Linked DNA regions of Homo sapiens: regions 2 and 3 are each linked to region 1. The links are chromatin loops, found by intact Hi-C in ENCODE. Cell type or tissue: endothelial cell of umbilical vein. All regions are shown on one strand.

The links. Hi-C counts contacts between places; a loop is a spot of excess contacts. Peaks named below come from ENCODE experiments on the same cell type or tissue, not always from the same donor. Only the 100,000 strongest peaks of a DNase experiment are listed, where the experiment ranks them.
Region 2: a loop joins it to region 1, with 4 times the contacts of the local background. A loop is called at or near these places in 2 of 110 quality-filtered maps.
Region 3: a loop joins it to region 1, with 5 times the contacts of the local background. A loop is called at or near these places in 3 of 110 quality-filtered maps.

What each region holds. Positions count from the first base shown.
Region 1 is chr11:128,338,105-128,346,104 of GRCh38, forward strand. No RefSeq gene overlaps it. Among named protein-coding and RNA genes, the nearest start is that of LINC02098, 130 kb to the left of the region's middle. In endothelial cell of umbilical vein, no CTCF peak of the experiment used is centred here; DNase peaks (open chromatin) are centred at 3,397 and 4,887; H3K27ac peaks cover 2,841 bases.
Region 2 is chr11:128,494,268-128,502,267 of GRCh38, forward strand. All of the region lies in intron 3 of ETS1 (ETS proto-oncogene 1, transcription factor), which reads right to left. Among named protein-coding and RNA genes, the nearest start is that of MIR6090, 24 kb to the right of the region's middle. In endothelial cell of umbilical vein, no CTCF peak of the experiment used is centred here; DNase peaks (open chromatin) are centred at 3,264, 5,798, 6,331 and 7,874; H3K27ac peaks cover 4,951 bases.
Region 3 is chr11:128,176,694-128,184,693 of GRCh38, forward strand. It overlaps LINC02725 (long intergenic non-protein coding RNA 2725), which reads left to right. Exons shown (of 6, transcript NR_183639.1): 5 at 3,767-3,930; 6 at 6,108-6,863. Among named protein-coding and RNA genes, the nearest start is that of LINC02098, 28 kb to the right of the region's middle. In endothelial cell of umbilical vein, no CTCF peak of the experiment used is centred here; a DNase peak (open chromatin) is centred at 3,998; H3K27ac peaks cover 1,683 bases.

The DNA.
Region 1 (8,000 bases):
ACAATTATATGGAAAGTAAGAGAAAGAGCCAAGATTTGAGCCCAGAACTGAATCCTCAGTCTATGATCTAGCCCACATGGACTTTAGGATAGAAGAACAACTTGGGCTCAGATGCGGTGGGAAGAAGGTGCAGAGGAGCTGGGGAGATAAGAGTCTGGATGATCCTAACGGCAGACTCTTCACAGTGTGCTGTTTAATCAGCTATTATTGGCTGTGGGTCAGCTAGCTGAGTAAGTTTATAATTTGCTATAAGTCTTAGAATTTTCGTTAACTCATTTATTCACTCATTCACTAATGAACATTTACTCTGTTCTTGGCGCTTGATCTCTAAGCATGGAGGTAAATATAGAGCCTTTCCCTTTAATTTGTTCATAAAAAAGTGGGAAATCAACCAAATAAACAGAAACATAGAGAAAAGCAGGATAGGTGCCCTTAAGATAGTTAATACTGTACTGAATAGCTGCCTGCCAGATGCGGCATTACATGAAATATGGCAGGAAATATCAAAAGACATCTCTGTTTGTTACTGTTACTTTTTTTTTTTTTTTTTTTTTTTTTGAGACGGGGTTTCGCTGTTGTTGCCCAGGCTGGAGTGTAATGGCGCGATCTTGGCTCACCACAACCTCCACCTCCCTGGTTCAAGCAATTCTCCTGCCTCAGCCTCCCGAGTAGATGGGATTACAGGCATGCACCACCACACCCAGCTAATTTTGTATTTTTAGTAGAGACAGGCTTGCTCCATGTTGGTCAGGCTGGTGTCAAACTCCTGACCTCAGGTTATCCGCCTGCCTCGGTCTCCCAAAGTGCTGGGATTACAAGCGTAAGCCACTGCACCCAGCCTGTTACTGAGTCAGGCAGAGAATGGCAATCAATCCAAGAAGAATGTGGGAAGGCCAAGATATGTGTAAGACAGTGTGAGAAAACATTGAGGCCTGAGAAACTTAAGGAAGATGTTTAGACTCTAGAAATATCTGTCATTCCAAATGGCACTTCCATGCATACAGAAATGTAGCTTATTTCTTATACAGAGTTTTGTTTTCCAAACCAGAAATGCCAGAATAAACCAGCTACATAAGAGTTTTCCTCTTAAGGAGGTCCATTCTGTATTTGGTTGAATTGTGTTCATATTACATAAAAGAGTTCTAAACCTAATCTTTTAAAATTGCCCCCAAAGCCTGAAGCACATTGTCCCAGATATCTTTTCTAGTGCTTCATTTTTAGTCCTTCAAATATAAATTTGATTTATAGAGACAGTCTAAATCTGTTAGAGCCAGGTGTGAAGAATACTAAGAACAATTTTGTGGGATGAATAATGTTTGATAAAAAAGAAGAGCAATAATTATAATCTAAAATTCACCGAGTGCTTTCTCGGGGTCAGATGCTGTAACAAGTGACTTTTGTTCTCAAAAAAATCTATGATATGGATATAATTATTTTTATTCCTACTTTATTGGTGAGAAAAAGATCTGAGAGGTAATGAACTTGTCCCAGGTCATATAAAGATTCTGAATCAAAATCTGTGTCTGAATCTAGGACTTGAGTTTTTAACCATTATGTCATTCTATTCCTCTGCCATACGAGATTCTAAAATGAGGGCTTATAAGTTAGACAAGCAGCAAGACCATTTTATAAAGCTTCTTGTAGCTTAACATTCTAACTTTTGGAGACTACACATCATAATACATTACACATATGACATATTACACATATGACGTACGTGTAATGTACCTATATTTTGAATAGATGTGGCTTACAGATAGTCTCTTGAAATGGCTAACAGATAACTACATAAACAGGTACTCAGCTTTACTAATCTTTAGGGAAATACAAATGAAAACGGCAATGAGATATCATCTCATACCTGTTAGGATGACTATTATCAAAAACCCGAGATAACAAGTGTTGGTGGGGATGTGGAGAAAAAGAGAACTTTTGTTCACTGTTGGTGGGAATGTAAATGAGTACAGTCACCGTGGAAAACAGTCTGGTGGTTTCTCAAAAAATTAAATATAGAACTACGCTATGACCCAGCAATCCCTCTTCTAGGTATATATCTAAAGGAAACAAAATCAGTATCTCAAAGAGATGTCTGTGCTTCTAAGTTTACTGCAGGATTATTCATAATAGCCAAGACATGGGAACAACCCAAGTGGTCTTTGGTGGATGAATGTATAAACAAATTGTGGCATATGTATACAAAGGAATATTATTCGGCTATAAAAACGAAATCCTGACATTTGCAACTACATGAATAAAACTTGAGGGCATTATGCTAAGAACAATATGTGTAATGACACAGACAAATTCTATATGATAAGAGAAAGACAAATACTGTATGATCTTACTTATATGTGGACTTTAAAAAAGTCATATTCATAGAAACAGAAAGTAGAATTAGAATAGTGGTTGTCAGGGGCTGGGGGAAAGAGAAAAGGAGAGATGTGGTCAAAGGGTACAAACTCTCCGTTACGAGAATAGGTTCTAGAGACTTAATGTACAGCATGGTGACTATAACAATACTATATGATATAATTGATTTTTTTTTTTTTTTTTGAGACAGAGTCTTGCTATCTCCCAGGCTGGAGTGCAGTGGCATGATCTTGGCTCACTGCAATCTCTGCCTCCCGGGTTCAAGCGATTCTCCTGCCTCAGCCTCCCAAGAGGCTGGGACTACAGGCACGCGCCACCATGCCCAACTAATTTTTGTGTTTTTAGTACAGACGGGGTTTCACCATGTTGGCCAGGATGGTCTTGATCTCTTGACCTCATGATCTGCCTGCCTCGGCCTCCCAAAGTGCTGGGATTACAGGCGTGAGCCACCACACCTGGCCTTGAAATATTTTTAAACAGTAGATCTTAACTATTCTCACTGCACACATACACAAAAGATAACTATGAGGTTATGGATCAGTTAACTTGTTTGTGGTAATCATTTCACAATGTATACATCTATCAGAACATCATGTTGTACATGATAAATATACTCAAATTTTATTTGTCGATCATACCTCAGTAAAATAGGGGGAAAAATAATCTGTGTTGAATTGCTACAGTCTCTGACAAAATTATTAATAAGTTAAATATGTATTAATTTTTATTTACAGCTTTATTTTTACATTTTGGGCCCAGTCATTCTTTTTTCTAGTCTCATATTTTGTGAAGGCATCGAAAAACATGCTGACCGTAGGGGCACCATGGCTATAACGACTTGCCTACAGTTTGTTTCCAAGGAAAAGCCGTAGAAAGGATTAGAATCTCACAGTTGGATTATGTCTGTAGTCTCTTAAAATGAATACTGTACTGTGCCAAACAACCTTTAGTCTCCTTGCTTAAAAGCCTCAAGTCAGATGTATGATCTCTCTTACTCTGAGGAAATGCAGGGGCGTGTCCCTGGTGATCATCTTGGTTGAGTTTCCTGTCTTGGCTCCGTTGCCTGAAACCTCATCCAATGTCACCTTTTAGTGAATCTAAAAGCCACTCAGAAAATAGGCAGAATCTACCTATTACTCTGAATTATTCGTGGGCAGGGCATAGCGTACCCATCTCCCAAATCACACTTCAGCTTTAGGATTTCTACGTCTTACCCCCATAGGTATTTTGAGGAGCAGGGCAGCCTCTATCGTGGCTTCATTTATTTTGCTTTCGGAAAAGTGGAAAGAGATTTCCCTAAGCACTGGAAAGAATCTGAGATAGGAAAGAGAAAGCCAGAAGAGAAACAAACTTCAGACAGCAGCGTGGAGGAAGGAAGTGGAAACAGAGACCAGATGAATTCCGCTCCCCAACTTTCAACCCAAAACTGCCTCCTGAGCTGCGGGGTCCCAGAGGCTCCTGGGTCCTCCAGCAGGAATCAATGTGCACATTTCCATATCAAAGAAACAAGCTCCCCGCACAGGACCTCAGTGAAAGGAGATCTGCACTGAGAAGAAAGCGAAGTTAGGCGCCTCGGCAAGCATTTAGAAATAACTTTAAGCACCAGCAGCTCAGGCCTCATTTTTGTAATGCTCAATCACGGATCACCTATCGACCAACCCATCAAACTCCCCGCCCCCAGCACTTTTATTTCTCCTCTTTAGGAAGTACACTTCAGTATCTTTGGCACAGTGCATGAGCACGACTAAAGTAAAACATCGCAGAAAACATAGCTTTAGTCTACCCTTCGTGTCCTAAAAGGAAAACCAGTAGCTTCCCAGGCCACCGGAAGGGCAACACATGTCCTCTGCAGTTTCTGCACACGGGAAGGTAAAGACAGAGAGAGGACCTACTCCTCAACACAGAAACATTTCAAAATCTTTCCTCGCCTGCAACCCAAGCTGAAGTCATTCTCCCCAGAAATAACAAAAGTTGGAAGAGAAGCCGGAGACAGGATAGGTGCAGGAAGCCCACACTTTGAGGGCAGCACTCAGACACCCTCTCCTGTGTGCAGGACGTGCCGAATGTTCAGGTGCAATGAGAATGAGCCATGCTTGGCTTACGAGGGCAATCTGGCCCATCAAGTGGCCTTCGCCTCTGGGAGTAACAAAAATGCACTTCAAAATAGCTTCTGTAATCAAGCTGCATGGGTGGAGTACTCCCCAGCTGACTCCAGGAAGTTCTCTATCCAAAGCTATTCATTAGGCCAGAGCTGTGCAAATAATTAGTCACCCACTTGCTCCATAACCCTCCATGACAGCCCAGGCATTGAGTCCAGGTGGGACCATCAAGCCATGCTCTGGTGGCTCATGCATTATCATAGAAATGGGAGGCTTTATTTATTTTACTAAAAAGAACAAAAACAACAGACTGCTGTCCTTTAGACAATAGGATCACGTCATCTGAGCCCTCTGTGCCCCAGGTGACAAGCCCAGCCCCAAGTTCTCTTTCCTCAGCCTCCCCACACATGTTCTGGAGGAGATGGGCCCAGCAGGCTGCTCTGAGGCCTGGCTGTCTCATCCTGAGAATGCGTCACCGTGAAGTGCCCTTGCAGATGTTTCCTGGGCTAAGCCTGACAAGGCTGAGAGCAGAGACTTTGGCAGCAGGAGGCCAGGGGGAAACAAGAGGCAGCCCTGAACTCAGCCTTCACGGCCCTCCCTAAACACATGGGCCAGCCACAGGGAAGAAAAAAATGCCCTGTAGCACAGGAATCTAAAACATTGCTGTTGTTCTAGTTAATAAAAGGACTTAGAGATTGAAAAGAAGTACCATCTGTATGGCTGGCAACAGACAGCATGATTTTGATGACTGACTCTGGGGAGATCTGAGAAAACAGTACATAATATGTCCTTACCTCTGCTCCATCATTCATGACCCAAGCTCCTGCCCTGTCTTCTCAGGAAGATTCTTACAGTAACTCCAGTTTGGAATTCCCCTTTCATATTTGAAATAACAACAGTAATAGTGACCACTAATGCTTACCGAGTGTCCACTCTGTGCCAAGCATCGTGTTTTTATCATCTTTTTTGTTAGGCACTGTACATGGATTAATACAATTACAACCCACCACAACCCCATGAGATAAGTACTTGTACTATCCTCATTTTATGGGTGATGATACAAGAAACAGAAAGGTTCAGCAACATGCCTAAAGCCACACAGCTACTATGAGGCAAAGTCTAGGTTTGAACTCAGAAATTCTGACTTCAGACTCACTTATCTTATTATACTTCACTTAGTATCTCCCATTAATTAATTCATTCATTCTTCCTTTTATTTGTTAATTCACCAAATATTCTGGGAAGCTACTTGTCTAGACACTGTATGAAAAATGAGAATGGATACAAAGCAACCTCAGACATGAACTCAAGGTCCTTACAAGCTTAAACGTATATGATACATTTCCAAATAGCAATACTATGAGGACAGCTGATACTCACAACATAAGTCTTGGTGGTCACAGGAGATCTATCATAGGATTTCACGAAGAACCTGACACTGAAAACCAGAACTTGAGGGAAATAAAACCAAAATAGAAAGCATTGCTCACAGAAGCACGTTCAAGCGTAGCCCAGCAGAATGCATGTTTATAGACAGCAATTTTCTAGATTGGTAATTATGACATATGCATGAGTAGCACCATGAGTGATAAGAACAAGACTGGCAGGTTATGGCCAAAAAATGAAGATTACTGAGTTTAGGTTTATTTGTAGACCAAGGGGAGTCCATGAAGGTATTTGAACAAAAGAATGATGCAATGAAATTGTGCTTTGGGAAGATTAATCTGCAGTGTACATCGTGACTAAGTTAGAAGGGAGAGAAGAAACAGAGGATGAGTTGGGTGACTATCACAGAACAGGCAAGAGATAATGGCAAGTTAAACCAGAATGAGATGGCAGTGGTATAGAGTAGAGCTGCTGGGGAACCCGCAGGGAAAGTTCAATGAAAGGACGTGTTGGCCTTCTGTATATGAAAGCCCATGGAGGGGAATTGTGCGTAACTAGGGGGCTGGAGGAATATTGTTCTATTAAGAAAGAGAAGAATTATGAGGATGGTGTAGTTTATGTGAATAGTACCAGAGAGTTTGACTTTGAGCTCCATGTAAGTATGTACATACTTACAAAGCAGAGAACTGAACATCTTTGACTATAGCTTAGGAGAGAGTTCCAATGTGCTGAAAGAAATTTAAGCATCATCCACACAATAGTGGCCATTATAATGGTAGATGGAGATGGAATTGACATAAAACAGTAATTGCAGAATTTTTTAAATTATAGAATGAAAAATAATACAGGCTGGAAGTTCCCTGAAGGTGTCACATATCCCTGATTTATATTCAAGGCCATAGGCTACACAATAGGCTTACAATAAATAGTTATTTGTGGAAAAAATGAAGCCTTGTAGATTCAGGATAAACTAGAAAATTAGTCTGGACAGCTGCGGAAACTTTAACTTCTACCCTGAAAATCATAGTAGTGGACAAATTAAACTAAATTTCTTCTCTAAGCCATTGGTAACTTTCAGCTCTAAAATGTCAAGCCTTTCAGAAGAGTGGACTTGTGTTTCCCATCTCCACATCCCATCCGCAAAATGCGGGCAGAAGTTTCACCTTCAGCCCTAGAAACATCTTTTCAAACTCCACAGAAGAATTTTAGACACTGTTCTAAACTGCAAAGTAATTATTAAATGTTGCATTTAATATTAAAAAAATAAGTCCCTTTTATCAACTTCTTATAAACAGAAGTTGTTTTTAAGAATTGCTCAGCCTGGTTGACAGATTGAAGAGGGTGAATTCTGAGTTAGGGCTCCAGCCAGCTTTCCCCAAATCAAGGATGATGGACATGATGTGTGTACACTTGAGATGGGTCAATATTCAACAGTGGCCAAAAGCACACGCTGAGCGGTAGAATAATTTCCACTCGAATTTTCAGGTCAACCCTCTAAGAGATATTTGGGGCAACATGATGACTCTGCAGTGGTTTTTCTCTGGTGGTTCTGTGTAGATTGAAGGATGGTTGAGGAGATAAACAAGGAGACAAACAGAGTGTTACCACAGATACCTGAATTTGTTTCTTCTCATCAAAAGTTATTTACCACACACTGGTTCTTTTGATCTCTTTCTGGTCCCTATCAAAGACATTGGCTTGTACCTTCACCTAATTCTCAAATCAAACTTTTCAAACTTTAAAATTTAAAAAAAAGAATTTAATTCATTATTTTATTTCATCTTTTTACCCTTTCTGCCATCGTCTTTATATTTCCCATCTCCCCAGGTAGTATATGATGAAATTTCCTCACCTTAGCCTTATATGTCAGGGGAAATGTTGAAATTAGCTATTTCTTGGGACCTAACACTCAAACTTAGATTCATTTTTTTGGTCTTATTTTTCAGACCCAAAGTAAGATCAAAGCCTTAACTAAGATCACCCAGCACTGGAGGGACTGTGGTGGGACATAAAATCTACAGCTTCCATAGCCTGGGAGCTCAGAGCATGAGGAAACAAAAGACCATCACTTCATCATCCTCAGCTTCAGTAAGGCACTAGATTTAAAGGGTTAGAGATAGTAATAAGAACCATTTTTAAAACTAG
Region 2 (8,000 bases), 160 kb after region 1:
TAAATATATTGCAATTATATTAGATTTCCTGCCCACTGATTATTCCTTGGGACCCCAAATTTCAGTTAATATTTATAGGAATTCCCCTAGACCTCTGAAAGGACAGTTGTGCAGAAGCTGGTGATTAAATAACCATTGCAGGAGATTGCACAGTATTTAGACAGAAGTGAGCAGGTAGCTTTCTCTGAATCTACAGAAGAATAAGCTAGTGGCATTTTGAATGCAGGGAAACATCTGCTCATTTTTCATTGTGGCCTAACCCTGAACCACCTCATAGATGTTTCAAGTGAAATGTAAAACAAGGGTTTCCATTCACTTACATGTAACTCAAAGTTAAGGGCTGTTCAGTTTCCAAGAACCTTCCAGGGTGTTTCATGTGTCTTTTCATACCACTCTTTTCAGTTCTTTGAAACCGAATGGCTCTTACCAACAATGGTACACAGAATCTAAACACTAGGTGGCTTTTGTTTGGCAAGAAGTTCAAGACATCTGGCCTTACTGACCTCACGAGTTTATGCTCTCACTATTCTCAATCAATGATCATGTGAAGACTGGAGCGTCTGGGATCCTAGGGTTAGGAGATGAGGGATACAGCCAAGGACAAGAAATCCAAGGTGCATGTCCCAGTTTTGCATGACCATTGAACTGGGCCCAACCCCATCAGATTATGATACCAGTCATGTGTGTTGGGTATGGTCACACTCAATAGCAGCATGAAAGAAATACTAAGAGTGAGTAATATGCCTTATACCTGAGAAATGCTTTACAGTTTGCCAAGACTCTTCACATACACTATTCCAAAATATCCTCTAAACATAAAACTGGAGGGGCCTGGAAAGGTATCACAAGGTCCCCATTTCACAGATGAGGAAATCAAGGCCCTGGGAGATCAAGAGCTTGACCTAAAGTCACAAGGCCAAGAGGGACCAGCTGGGGCTAGAAGCCAGTCTTCTAACTCTTAAAGTTCAGGGTCTTTCTCTCTATTCCACTGCAAACAGAAATGGATCAGATATCCAGGAAAACTAACATTTTTCAGAGCTGAGAAAAAAAAAATGGGACTTTTCCTTTCTTATTTTGAAAGATTTTAGGAGTGATTAAAAACTTAAAACTATTCCAAGAAACCCAGGGTTTCATACAGCTAGCCCCGTAAGAACATAATTAAGAGCCATTTACAGAATCAACTATAATCTTTTCTTTTCCTGGCACTCAGGCAACTGAGGCTTCCTTCCATATGAAGCAAATGAGTTAAGTGAAAACCTGGCTTCCTTCTCTGTCCAACCCTGACTCAACCTAATGGGTAACTTTGCATATAACAGAAGTTTAATTTGTTACATAAAGGCTTACTGAAATATATTTTTTAAAGTAAAAGTAAACCAAGAATAAACCTTCTGGTCCACATGGAGAGGATAAAAGAACAGTTCTCCAAACTGAAAGATAGGATTCTAAAGACAAAGAAAAAAGAGAGAGAGGGGCGTGCATTGTTGATAACTTGTTGATCAAAATCCATAGGTTCTGATTTCACATACGCCATTAGTGTAGACACACTGGATAAGTCACTTACTCAATTCACTTTGAAAAGAGGTCTGTTCATAGGTGGTGTCTATATCCCTCATAGAGTTTTACATTTTTTATTTGGCAATTTTCAAACATACATAAAAGTAGAGAGAAACTCTACTCAAAATTTATCAATACTACCCGTTTTTATTTCATCTTCCACACACATGCACACCCATACACACACGCAGAAGAATTATACACCTAATCCCAGAAAACAAGTCATTTCACCCACAAATATTTCATTGTCACAAGGATATTTTTTAGATAAAGGGAGATCATAGAGTTAAAGTTCAATAAGAGGCAAATAAACTCAAGGAAAAAGAAAAAAAGCCTTCAAGTTACTTTCTCTCATGCTTAAATCTAGGTCTATATTTCATGCATTGGCCCACTTGAACCACAGAACTTCTTTCAAAGCAACACTGTCATGATCTGGAAAGTGCCAATGTTGGATCACAGAGATGATTTCAAATCAAGATGGTAAGCCAGTTCCAGGGACTTCCATTTCCTACAAGCAGAAGGCTGCAGTGATATTTCCTCTTAATGGTCAACATCCTCATGAACTTACAACTGTAACTAAAGTGTACAAAACAAATAAAAAGGCTCGGAGTTCTGGCCAGCACAGAAGGGCAGTGTGAAAGGTAATATCATTGCCAAACTGCCGACAACAAGTCCCAGTTTAGGAGATAAGGTGCCTTTACCCCTTCAGACCAACACAAATAGAGAAATGGCTGCAGCCACACTGACGGCTCTGCTTCTGAAGTTGATGACCCCTGGAGGGTGGTCACTGGTCTACAAGAGGATTCTCCTGATAAAAAAGCTAATGATCTCAGAAGAATGTGCAAAGGAATCTCAAAGAAAGACAGTCTCTATTGCCCTCTCTCATTCATATAAAGGCAGGGTTGAAGTAGAGTAGAAGGGAGTGGTAAGTGATTCCTGTGATAGGCACTAGAAACCGGGCAGGCAGGACTTCCAGCTTAGGGAGGTACTATAATCCACAAAGCTTCTGGCTAAGGTTAATGCAAAGAAGGGAGGGAAGTGTCCCTCCTCAGCCCCTCGGCTGTATTTTCATAAACCCAATGATGTGACAACACAATGGGGGACACGCAGGACTCTTGGCTCCAGCAAGAGTGAAGCAATAAATGACTCAGTGCCCATGCTGAGGCCACCCATCCCAACCAAACCGTCTATTATTGTCCCAAACAACAGGACACTATGAGACCTGGAAGAGACTCATATGAGTTAGGAAACATACAACTGGGTTTCTGAACTTCTTTTAATACCTAACCCTTTCGAAGTCACCAGCCAGTAAAAACCACTGCAAAGAAGGGAGAAGAAGCTGCAGAGAAAATCCCCAATTCACCCTCCAGTGACCTGACTGACCAAAAATGCAAGCCAGTCTCAAGTTACAGTATCTCGGTTTGCTGCCAATGCACACAGTCACTAGGGAAAGCACGCTCTTTGGGTACAATGTGCCAACTCAGAGGAGATGCCTCTCCCCAGAGGGAAGCTGCCCTAAGACAAAAGAGATGGTCTCCTGCAAGGCAGCTCCAAATTGCATGGAGAAGCTGGTTTCAGGTCCTGCAGCCAGGCCTGAGAAAGAAGCCTGTAGAGAGGGCTCAGCACACTGAACATCTGTAGGAAGTGACCTCAGACTTCTCCCTCTTCCCTTCATCCACCTCCTGCCCCATCCCCCAAAAGGAGTTTTAACACATTATTACCACTGAAGTCCTGAGGATTTGGTGACTCACCAGGCTCACACATGGTTCCAATGAGCCCTTGACCATTACATGGTAGGGAAGCAGGAAAAACAAATGAAAGCAGTTGTAATTCGGCAGCGCCGGAGTTCAGACCTGCCAGACAAAAGGGATTGCAGGCATGTTCCCAAATTCGTTCAGGCACCTGACATGCACAAGCTATTTTTAATCACTGGATTTATTTCTTTCCTACCTCCTCCACCATCCTCCACCTCAGCAAATGTTTCGAAGTCAGAGCAAAACCCAAATCAATTCCAGGTGTTCAGGGAAACCCAGAGAGGCTCTTCCGTTCCAGGATCCCAGCCAGAAAGCAGAACTGCCCCCTTGGTCCTGTAGCTAAATTTTCTCGCTCATTCCTTAGACTAGTTCAAATCTCCCACCCTAAACATTGGGCAAATGGCCTAAAATAGGAAATACATGAATGAATGTGTCCTGCTGGAAAGGCTTTTAAATATGTGTTTTTCTCTAGCAGCCTGGCAAGTGAAGGTACATAAACCAGGTCTCAAAGCCCCTCAGATGAAGCTCGCTTTCATTCTCTAGGATGCTCTACCCACCATGCTGTGAGGATTAAGTGGACTATGTGTGACAATGCCAAAGCTTAAGACATAGTAGGTGCTCAACAAATCATTGGCTACTTGATTATACTGAAAAGCATCTTATAAAATATAAAGACTTAAAAAAAAAGATTTTATTTCCCAATGCTTACAGAAACATCAAGAAGGAATCTGGCAATTTCTCCAGGTACAAATAAGCGACTGAGAAAATAAGAAAAACAAACGCAAAAATCAGATTCTGAGATATAAATGGAAATTGACATCCCCTGAAACTGGCATTTTTTTCTAACAGAATAGACTAATTTCTTACCTATTCTGCATCCTCCAATCTGCTAACGGGAAATACTTTTTGCAGCAATAAGCATCTAAAATATGTTTGCCGTGACACTTCAGAACTACATGAATCCAATGCACCTAAGATGCCTTTTGGTTGCAAAAACGTCCTAAGAGTTCCACTTTAGAATCAATATGGCACAAAGCAAAAGTATAATTTTATGCTAAGAACTCTTTTCTATGTGTTTGGAATCTGCCAAAACCCAAGCTGCGTTTTAATTGTCATTTATGGGCCTCTAAATTAACGACACTCAAGCAATTTAAAAGGAAGTTTTAGCTATTGAGATTATGATTCCTGTGTGCAAGGACCACCTCCATAGGGTACATTAAAGAATCATTTAAGCTTCTTAAATGATCATTTCAAGCCATTTACAAAGTACTTCACATGTTTCAAAGCATTTCCTGCATAGATAATTACACCTGACTCCCACCACATGACATACTTTATAGTTCCTAAATGTCCCAGAACAGTGTGACTTCTTTATCTGAAAAACACAGAGCCATGGTCTCTACATTACTCAGGAGGAAAGAATGAGTTGGGCTCTTTCGTCTCCATGGCTTTGCAGAGAACCACATTGCATCCTATTGGTTCTTCCCACATCTTACACTTCTGAATGAGGAAAACTCCTGCCCTGCCTTCACTAAAATTCTCATGACAGGATCATACGGCTTTTGGTACCAACATGACATAGGATAACCCCATCCAGGAAGACAATGGAGAATATCTGACAACTACATCTTGCTATAATCCCAGCTTCCACTAATTCTGGTTTACATAATAGCCTTTGAGGCCTCATCCTCTGAGATCTTGCAGATGCTGATGAATTGGGCTAACCAATTTATTTTAATTTCACTTAACTCCCACCTATAATTATCATTCCTGCTATTTGACTAGAACTGTATCTTTTAGAAAGCATTTTCTTGAATATTCTCATATGATTTTTCAAAACAAGCACTTGTAGTTATTATCTTTATCATGTAGGTGAGGAAACTGAGGCTCACAAATGTTTCTTAAGTGACTTAACTAAGATTATCAAACCAGTAAAGTGATATAACAAGGATTCAATCCCACATCTTCAGACACGCAAGCCACGTGTTTTCTCCCTGCACCTATTCACAGAATTAAAAGCAAATGAGGCAAAAATGATGGGGCATGATAACATTTCTTTTTTCATTTTCTCCAACATTTTCATTCTAGAAAAAGCTCTTTCTGTAGCAGGGAAGAACCTCAATCCCCGAGACTCTCTACCGACAGCAGGCTCCATTGCACGTCCTACCCAGAACTGGCCTGGTCAAACCTCGGCTCGGGGCCCACTTGGCACTTGGTCGGGGGGTAAAACAGGCATCGGGAGAGTGGTGCTGAGAATCACCAAGAAGGCCAGGCTGGGCAAGGTGTACGATGAGGAGTTTTCTCCATGGGCAAATGAAAAATCTGGGCAAACAAATGGAGTAGAGCCCGTTTATTTAGGCTGGAAGAGGTAAAGTTTTTCTGCACTTTTGAACTGTTTTCTCAAGGCCTGCCTCTCCCTCCCACGCAGGAAACAAACACAGAGACAGGCCTCTTCCAGTGAGGGCTTCAGTTGTTCAAAGTTAGCCCGGGAAGGGCAGAAGGAAGAAAGGCTTAGAGAAAGGAAGGAGGAACGGGGGCTAGGAAGGTGGTGCAGTGGCCATGGGGGTAGCCGCCAAGGGAGAAGGCTGGAGCTGGGATCAGACAGAGGAGGAGAGCTGGCCAAGAAGGGAGGAGAGAGGGAAGAAAGCAGGAAGCAGAGAAAGGGAATATTGGAAAATTGTAAACCAGAACAAAGAAACAGAATGCAGAGTGGCAATGGCCTGGGAAGAGGCAACAACCGACTCCCAATTAATGATGTTCAGAAAGCAACATTTTTTCATCAATTTTGAAAGGAAATTCTCTCTCAACTTTCTTATTTATTTATACATTATATAAATACATTTTTAAACCAAAAAAGGACCGTTTTTCCAATGGGAAAAAGTCTTGTTTGAGATGAAAGCCAGTCTTCAAAAACTTCTTAGAGGAAGCTGAAACCCCACATGTCTCGGTGCTACAGAAAGAAAAACAAAGTGGACATTCTTCCTGCGTTCTAAGGCTTTTTTATGCAGATGTGTTTTTCTTTTAATAAATAAATCTGGACTGAGAAGGAAAAAGCATACTCATACACATTCACACAGTGCAACTGTCTGTTTTCAACCCAGGGAAACCACAATGAAAAATAAGAATACGCAAGTCCATTTTCCCAGTACATCAGACAAGGATTCTCAATATTGGCAGCCACAGGCACTGAAGCAACACAGTATGCGTGCACACCCTGCTCCAGCTTCCAGATCCACAGAGGAGTACTTGATGATGAGTGGTCATGAGGGGCAGGGCAGGACCTGAAGAACGACCACCATACTTCCCCAGAAGTCTTCTCACTTAAGACATTTGGTTGCCCCATCCTTTTTGAGCTACACAATTTCACTTATAAGCCAAAATGATTATTTAAAAATGATTAGACACAACGAGTTTAAATCTGCCTTCTTATGAATTCTATCAATAGGCCCTTGCTTTGCTTGTTGAGAGATCAGCAGCACAAAGCAAATTTGTCCTTATCTGGCAGCTTTTCCCCTGCTTTCTTCCTCCTATCATCACTTCCGTCCAGGTTTCCAAACTCCGTGGTTCCTTCAACCATTCATGTTGGCATGGTTTTTGGCCACTCCCCTCGCTCCACCTAGAAGCATTCCTCTAAGCCTATGTTCCTGAAGAGCATCACAAGCATTCATAGGTGAACATCGTGCTTCTCAGAAGTTAAATGGGAACAATGAGATGATCATCTTACTCCATAAGCTTTGACTGGTGCAGACTAAGACAACACTGATCTAACAGCCTAACTACAAAAGCCACTCAAAGGACATTGCCAGGACCTCTCCATAGAAAGTGATACTGAACCAGTTCTGTACCTATTGACTGAATTTTATTAACTTCACAACAGGGCTTCACATTTATCCATATTAACTTCACTTTGTTTCGATCCATGTTTCTAAGAACTTTTTTATACCTTGAATCTGTGCTCATCCTATTAGCCATCATTCTCAGCTTTGCACCATCTGCAATGCACTAAGTGTGCTTTCTGTGTCTTTCTCTATTCTAAGCCCCTAATAAAAATGTTGAAAAGGCAACCAGCAAGTACTGATCCCCATAACATAACATCAGAGACCATGCATTACTCTGACACTGACACATTAATCAAGACCCGTTGGGTATAGTTGCTCAACCAGTTACAAATCCTCCTGACTTTACTATCATTAGATCCACATATCTTTGTCTTGACCACAAATATATCATGGAAAGACTCAGACAAAAGCATTACTGGAATCAAAATATGAGGTTACAATATTCAGTTGGTCTCCCACTTGTGGAGCCAGTTCTCCCCTCGAGTTTCTAAGCATCTGGCAAGTGAAAGGTGGCTGATAGTACAAATGGTTGAGCTGGAATTCAGACCCCTGTACAGTGAAATAAAGAAAGACAGAGAAAGGGGGTGGGGTGGAGAGAGAGAGAGAGAGAGAAAGAGAGCTGCAGCCACAGCATTGCTTTGCTTCTAGAAACAATGGGCAGTTAGAGAACAATGGCTACAGACAAAGTCTTGGTCTATTTATATCTGCCACTGTTAGTCCCAGACAGGAGGAACTGGAAGTCTGCCCTGTATGCACAGCTCCAACTGGACCCAAGTTGGGAGGAAGATGAGGTCACCAAGAAGGCTGCCTGCTTAGAAATGGGCTTCTTTTTTCTTCGTATAGTTGCTTCTTA
Region 3 (8,000 bases), 160 kb before region 1:
CAGCATACACTTGCTGAATTAGGATGTTTTGGGGTGTAACTTGGAAGTGTGTCCTTTGTAAAAGTTCCATAGGTCATTCTGATGATCAGCCAGGCTTGGGAATGACTGATCTAGGTGGAGGATAAATACGGGTTACCTGATCGATGTGATGTCTTAATTAGTAGATACATGTAACAATTGCTCCCTTTTCACCATTTCCACATGCCTTCCTCTCCCAGGAAGAAATGGCCACAACTCACCACTCACAACCCCAGATCTGTTTAGTTCCTTCATTCTTACCATGTTATAATCTGGCCAGCCAGAGGATTTAGGAATTGATTAATTTAGGAATCTAAATTGATAATTTAGAGAGATATCTAGGAGGTAAAAGTCAGGAGGATTTGATAGTAGATTGAAAGTGAAGAGGGAGAAGAAAATGGTAAGAAGAATGACCTGTTTTCTTGTTTGAGCAACAGAGTATGTGAACACATGGATCCTTCTCAGAGAGATGGAATTTAAAACAAGAGGGTGGAGTCAATTGTTTTAGTAGATACGTGTGACAATTATTCCCTTTTCACCATTTCCCCATGCCTTCCTCTCCCAGAAAGAAATGGCCACAACTAAGAAATAAGAAACAAGTTTGGAGATGCAGGCAAAGTCTCTATTCACCCACTCATTCAACCATCCAATTATATCCTTCAGCACTAACAGAGAAAAACCTCTTCAGACACTGGTGCTTTCCACAGCTCTTCTCAGGGGTCAGTCTGGTAATGAGTTTGGGACTTCAAAACATGCCATGCAGCCAGGCAAACTGCTCCTCTATAGTAGTCATGAGGACCTCCACACTCCTGAGCCCAACAGACATCTTTCAATTCTCATGGTACCTGACAACTGCATTGCATTTGATAGGGTTCTTTCCATTCTCCTGGTTTATTTTCATTTCTCCAAATATAGTTTTTTTTCCCTATCACGTCCTCCACCAATTTGACCTCTTCAGTTGGAATTCCTCAAGCCTCAGTTTTGAGCCCCCTTTTCCTCTTACTCTATGCTTTCTGTCAAAACATTTGACTCCACACTCTTGTTTTAAATTCCATCTCTCTGAGAAGGATCCATGTGTTCACATACTCTGTTGTTCAAGAAAGAAAACATGTCATTCTTCTTGCCATTTTCGTCTCTGTCTTCACTTTCAATCTACTACCAAATCCTACTGACTTTTGCATCCTAGATAGCTCTCTAAATCATCAATTTCATTTTGTTTCTACCATCATCATCCAAACCCAAGCCACAGCCAGTACTCACCTGGCTCCCAAAGGCTATCTTTGCTTCCACTTCATCATCCAAACCCAAGCCACAGCCAGTACTCACCTGGCTCCCAAAGGCTATCTTTGCTTCCACTCATGACACTCCCATCTTGCCCCTGTTTTCCAAGGAGCAATTAAAACAAATGTTTAAATATTTAAATCATGTTTTCTCTTCTACTTAAAATGTCTAATTTAGTGGCTTCCTTGCATACTTAAAGATACAACATTCTTAATAGAAATCCCAAAGCCTCCATTTACCCCGCACTTAATTGACATTTGCAGACTCACCCTATACCACCTCCTCCCTCTCGTCAGGCTGTAGATACACCGGCCTTTCTAAAATTACTGACATTCACCAAGATCTGTTCTCTAATCTGCTATGGACTCTTTCTGAAATGCCTTTCCTCCTCTCTGGAGATCATCTCTACCCCTTCCTCAGGTCTCATATTTAACAGTTCTTCCTCAGGGAAACCTGTACTTCTCTGCCTGTACTATACTTTCCTCTTAACAGATATCACTCCCAGACTCATATACATATATATATATATATATTTGAGACAGAGTCTGCCTCTGTTGGCCAGGCTGGAGTGCAGTAGCATGATCTCAGCTCACTACAACCTGTTCCTTCTGGGTTCAAGTGATTCTTCTGCCTCAGCCTCTCGAGTAGCTGAGATTACAGATATGTACCACCACTCCTGCTTAATTTTTGTGTTTTTAGTAGAGTTGGGATTTCACCATATTGGCCAGGCTGGTCTTGAACTCCTAACCTCAAGTGATCCATCAGCCTCGGCCTCCTATGGTGCCAGGATTACAGGCATGTGCCACCATGCTCAGCCCCACACTCACATTTTTATATGTGTGGCTCTCTATTTAATATGTGCTTCCCCCACTTACTGTGGACTCCCTAAAGCATGGAACATATTTGTTGGCTTACCACTGTGAAATTAACAGAAAACTGGTACTTATGAAATACTCGTTGAATATTTGTTATATAAATGAACTGATATATGAATAAATGGAGGAAAAAGAGCCACTCCCCATCTTTTACTCCTTCTCACAGTATTGCAGGTTTGGCTTGCATTTCGAGATTTTGCTTTCTTTCTATCTGAGGTGGTTCTCCCAGGTCCAATTATACCTGAGCTTCCCCTGCTTCTTTTGCAGCTCTGGCCAAGCCACTAGATTCCTCTGAATGTTAATCAAGCCATCTGGAAAATAGGGCATGAAATTGTATGTCCCTGACTAGCAGCAGATGCAGCAACTGAGCTGAGCTGTGTTTCCTTTTCAGTAACTAATTGCACACATGCTGCAATACAGAGAAAAACATTATAAATCAATTAGGCTATTACAGCAACATTGTGCTCTGTAACTAGAGAACTAGGCCTTGTGTTGCATAGTGGGAGACAGGAGCACCTGATTCTCCTTGCAATGGCCTTGGATAATTACTTACATCGTTGCATTTGATTGTCTCACCTCCAATGCAGGTTTCCAGGAAGATTTGTTTACTGATCTTTCTTAAGGGATTTGATTTCCTGGATTGGCAGGTGTCATGTTGCTGGAGGAAGACAGTGGCTTAAAAGTATTATTGAATAAAACACACATGTAAGTGTTTGATGCTCATGCTGTCTTCAACAGTCAAGGTCAGAGCTTAGTTGGTGCTTTGGGCCAGAGTTACAGGAGCAAGGGGAATGTGAAACCATGAAGTAGCTGTGGAGTTGGCAATGTCCCCAAATGCCCAAGGCTTAGGAGACATTTATATGGGCATAATAGAAATCAGATGAGCTGGATTTTGGGGAGGTGGAGAGAGGGAGAGTGGAGAGAGGGGACTGTAAAAGGTACTTAGTATTCTCTATTTCTCCTCCTTGCTGTCTTTGTTTTAACTTTCATGGGAAGTGAACTTATAGAGAAACTTATAAGTGAACTCGAATGTGCTTCTGGAGATAAATCTTTCACATTTTTACAGTCCACAGAGGAGGGGGTAGGCAAGAGAAAGAGGCCAGAGTTTTACTAAAGATAAAGGAAATGTTGTAAAAGAAGGTAAATATGGATTTTAGAAGAAGCCTCTAATACAATTGTTGGATAGTCAACGAGTTTGTTGGAAATTTGCAAAGCTCATCTGGATAATTTGGATGAGAATGTTGCCATCAGGACTAATGTTATTTGAAAGGGAATGCAGACATGTTGTGATCAACTTTTCTCTAATTATGCCATGTGTTAATTTTGTCTTGTCACACAGTTGTCCTCAATCCTGGCTGCACATTAAGTGATGTGGGAAGCTTCATAAATAGAGCAATGTTCCTAGGATCTCTGGAGGTGGGACTTAGGCATTGGCATTCTTTAAAATTTCTCCAGATCATTCTCTTATGCAGTAGTGTTAAGAGCAGAGAACTATAACCAAGATCTTGAAATCAGGAACTTCGATACATACATAAATTATCCCATTGAGCCCCTGGATGTTCATATGTATTATCTCTGTTTAATATTCACAGTTTGTCTCCATGAGGTCATACAGCTGCTTGAGGTTGCTCGGAGAGTAAGAAGCAGAATGAGAACTAGAACAGAAGCTCACTTTGGCCTGAAGGCTCATGTGCTGAGCATCTTCCCTTGTCTGTCTCCACCCCTAGCCTGGTGCCCAGCATGTAGAAGACCTTCAGTAAGTACCAGGTTGCTGACTAAGTAACTGAGGAAATGACTCACAATTGGACCATTCCCATGCTGAAATTCCACAAGAATCTTGTTATCGCCTGCACATTGCTTAGGCAAACATAATTCTAGACAAAAATGGAACCCCAGAAATCTCAGTCAACATCCCTCACTCAAAGCCTAGCACCTGGCTTCCTTCTAACAGTGCCCTCTGTTGAGTGTTCACCTGGGATTTCCAGGACTGCAGCTGCTGTCTCTTTATAAACCCAGGCCTGGGTCACAGGGTGGGGAGAAAACAATGAGTGTTTTGGTTGTTTGGTGATATCCGGTGCCACTTTGTGCCGCTTGTTGCAAATTCAGTCCCATTTCCTGTGAACTGCCTCCTTGGGCTTGACTCCCCAGCACCATACAGGGGCTTCAGGGACACTTGGAAAACAATCTGTGCTCTGACCTCGGTGTCCCTGGACCTATCAATTGCCTAAGGCAGGGAGACTGCTCATACTTCAAGTAGTGGCCTGGGGACAAGATGGATCAGGAAGTAGAAAATAGAAAAGGATGGGGGTGAGGAGCCAGGGCAGGAGAGGAAGGTTATAAGGAGGAACAATGAGAGATGGACAGCTTTTTATTCTCTACAGAATGGGCTGTTTCCTAGACGTCACGGGATCATCATGTGGTGGAGATTGCAAGAGGCCAGTTTGGGGGTGAGGAGGGATTGCCGAGTACATATTTTATCACTGTGATGTGACTCAAGGGCGTCATTCCCTGTAAACAACTTTTGAGTAGGAGGGTTTTCTCTGGATAAGAAATTAACCAGTTAGCAGTCAAGAAATGGCAAAAGCTCAAGTAACAATTCTGTATACTTAACAAAATACTGTTAAACTCATTCATTCATTCGTTCAGCAGAAGTATGTCCAGGTACATCTCTGTACAAGGCATTGGGCTGATTGTCAGTTATATAGCAGCCTCCAAGAACAACATCATATTCGACCCCAGGAACTATAGTCCAGTGGGAAACACAGACATTGAACAAAAAGTACAATGTGAAGAATATAGTAGGAGGAAAGAAACAGGAGCATGCATTATGTCATTTATTATTATTTTTATTTGAGACAGAGTCTTGCTGTCAGCCAGGCTACAGTACAGTGACATGATCTCATCTCACTGCAACCTCCACCTCCCAGGCTCAAGTAGTTCTCCTGCCTCAGCCTCCAGAGTAGCTGGGATTACAGGTGCCCACTACCACACCTGGCTAATTTTTGCATTTTTAGTAGGGATGGGATTTCACCATGTTGGCCAGGCTGATCTCGAACTCCTGACCTCAGCTAATCCGCCGGCCTTGGCCTCCCAAGATGCTGGGATTACAGGCATGAGCCCCCATACCCGGCCTATTTTTTAAATACAACTTTTTGATGATTAACCTCATTATAAACTTCATTTATTAATGCCATTTCACATTGAGGATCTGAGAGGTTAGGTGGTCAGGACTTGAACATGCACATTCCGCCTTAGTTCCTCCTCTCCTGTTACTCTGTAATCAATACCACAAAACCTCCCCAGCTCAGCTGCTTTCCACCCTTGTGGCCTGAGGCCTGAGACTGCTTCCACCATACTGAATACCATTCTGTGGTGCTTCAATGTTAACCCCTGTCATAAGCAACAGGCTCTGCAATAGTGTCCCCTGGCTTCTCAGCCCAATGCCTAAGGTGACCGACGCTCAATCAGCAACGCAATTATGCAATGAAAACAGCTACACAGGGAAAACCAGAACCATGAAAGTGGGTCAGGTCCAAACCATCTTTGTACCATGTGGCTTGCAGAAACCCAGATCTCGTTTGCTTGCTTGCTGATGCTGAATTTGGGGATATGCATGCCTTTTAAAATAAGAAAGTATTTATTCTTAGATGCTCTTAGACTGTTTTGAAGCTAGAGCCATTGTAGTTTTGCACACTTACTTCATAAAGGAACTGTACCTATAGTTTAAAAGTTGTTATTTGGTAATTGTCATGTAATGATTATCTCCTTGCTCTCCTTACCACTCTGATTGTATACAAGTTGATTTCCCTGTTTCAGGAGGGGTTTTCTGATGCATATACTATAGACAATCTTCTCTATTTACACTTCAGTTTTTAAAAAACTAAGCTTTTTTTTTTAAAAAAAGTGAAAGTCATAATCTGTTTCTTTTCAAAGTCCTAGATGCAATGGGATTAAACTTGGAGAAAATGGGATTAAACTTGGACAAACACTACCTATTTGGACTTGTGATGATGGCTTTCAAACTTCTTAAAGCAATGAAGTATTTTTTCCAGAAGAAACCTTACACAAGAAGCCCAGCACACTGAGTCAAGCATATGTAGGTGGAAGATATCTGGTTGAGACCAAGTAGAGATAAACCTGTAGATTCAACTGTGCCACCACAGTGAATTCTAAGAATCCACTGACTGTGATCTGTAAGCTCCTACTCCACAGGAGGTCAGGGCACACAGCTTGAAACCGGAAGGCAGAAGAGTGACAGGGAAGGGTCATGGACTCTGAAATTAGAGCTATCTGTGTTTTAATACTAGTTCCAATAGGCACATGGTCTTGGATAAATGGTTTAAATTATCTGAGTCTCAATTTCTTTCTCTGCAAAAAGGGATGATTAGTACATATGTAATAGGGTTTTTATAGAAAATTGTATAACTTGTTAAACACACATGTACTAAGTGCTTGGTGCCCAGTATGCACTGAATAAATGCTAGCTCCTTGCCTTTCATCTCTATGACCCTTCCCAAATCTCTCAGCCCCATATTGCTTCATGTAGTGTGTGTATATTTGGGAAAATTTGTGTGCATATTTACAGATGGGATCCTACTCTTCTATTGACAGACTGTCTTTTCAGATGTGCCTTACTTTCATTGCATTGGTTTTTCAACTGAAAGTGAACATAAAGGTTTTAAGCATGCCTAGGTCTTATCTTTTTGGTCAAATATCTAACACCCTCAATAACAGTTGTAAATCATTCTTTTGTAATTTGATCATTCATTTTTATAAAGTAAAACACAACTGCCCACTGTAAAAATAGACTTCATTTGCTCTTTTCTTCCAGTGCAGCAAATGACAGACACTTTAAGAACACACATTTAACTTCAGCAAACAAATCATGTATATTTTAGACATAACTGTCAAGTATAGAAATGATACCATCCAACTTACCAAACTATCACATAAGAATGCCCAATAGCAGACATTAGGATGGGGCAAAACTGAAAGAAGGATTGACTTCATCAAACCCTTGATGACATACAAAATGGAAACCATTCAAGTTCAACTGAAGAAAACGATATCCCACAAGATCTAGGGGTAAAAAGCAGACAAAGTTTAGGAATGAATTTAAACTACTGACTTACGTGTTGTCAGGAGTCTATTTCTATTCCTCAATTTTACTCCTTTTTGTACAACTGTGTGCATTCTCTCTCTGACTCTCTCTTCCTCCCTCCCAACACCCCCCACCCTCTTCTTGTTGCTGTTTCTCTCTATTTCTTCAGATCAAAGGGTTGATCTCTTCCAAATGTACATATTACAGATCCACACTCTTAGAAAAACAACAGAATCTCTCTAGTGCTTAATTTAATTTGTCCATCTAAAAGATATTACTTGGCCCAATTTGACCAAGCACCATCTACTGGACCAAATAATGGTGGCCAGAGAAGCATGGTCACAATGGGGAATGGGAATAAGATGGGGATCATATGGGGACTAAGAATGGGCAAGAACATCTCCCAGAGTGGTAAGAGAAACAATCTAATGGGCATATATTCCCAGTGTCCTCAAATACTCCTCTACCCTAAATTGCTTGCTCTGCTCTTGGGCCTTTGGATGTGCTGACCTGAGTAGTGGTAACAAGTTCAGAATTGTAGGGAAAGGGCTATGAGTTTATATTTTAAGGGCAGAGAGTGGCATTTATGCAGTGGAAACACATGGAAGATGAGTAGGATTGTGAAGGATAAACTTGGGAAAAGAACAATGACCTGAAGAGTACTAATAAATGCAGGGATGGGTGACCAGAAAGAAAGGATAGATAGGAGGAAAATCTTAGAGTAA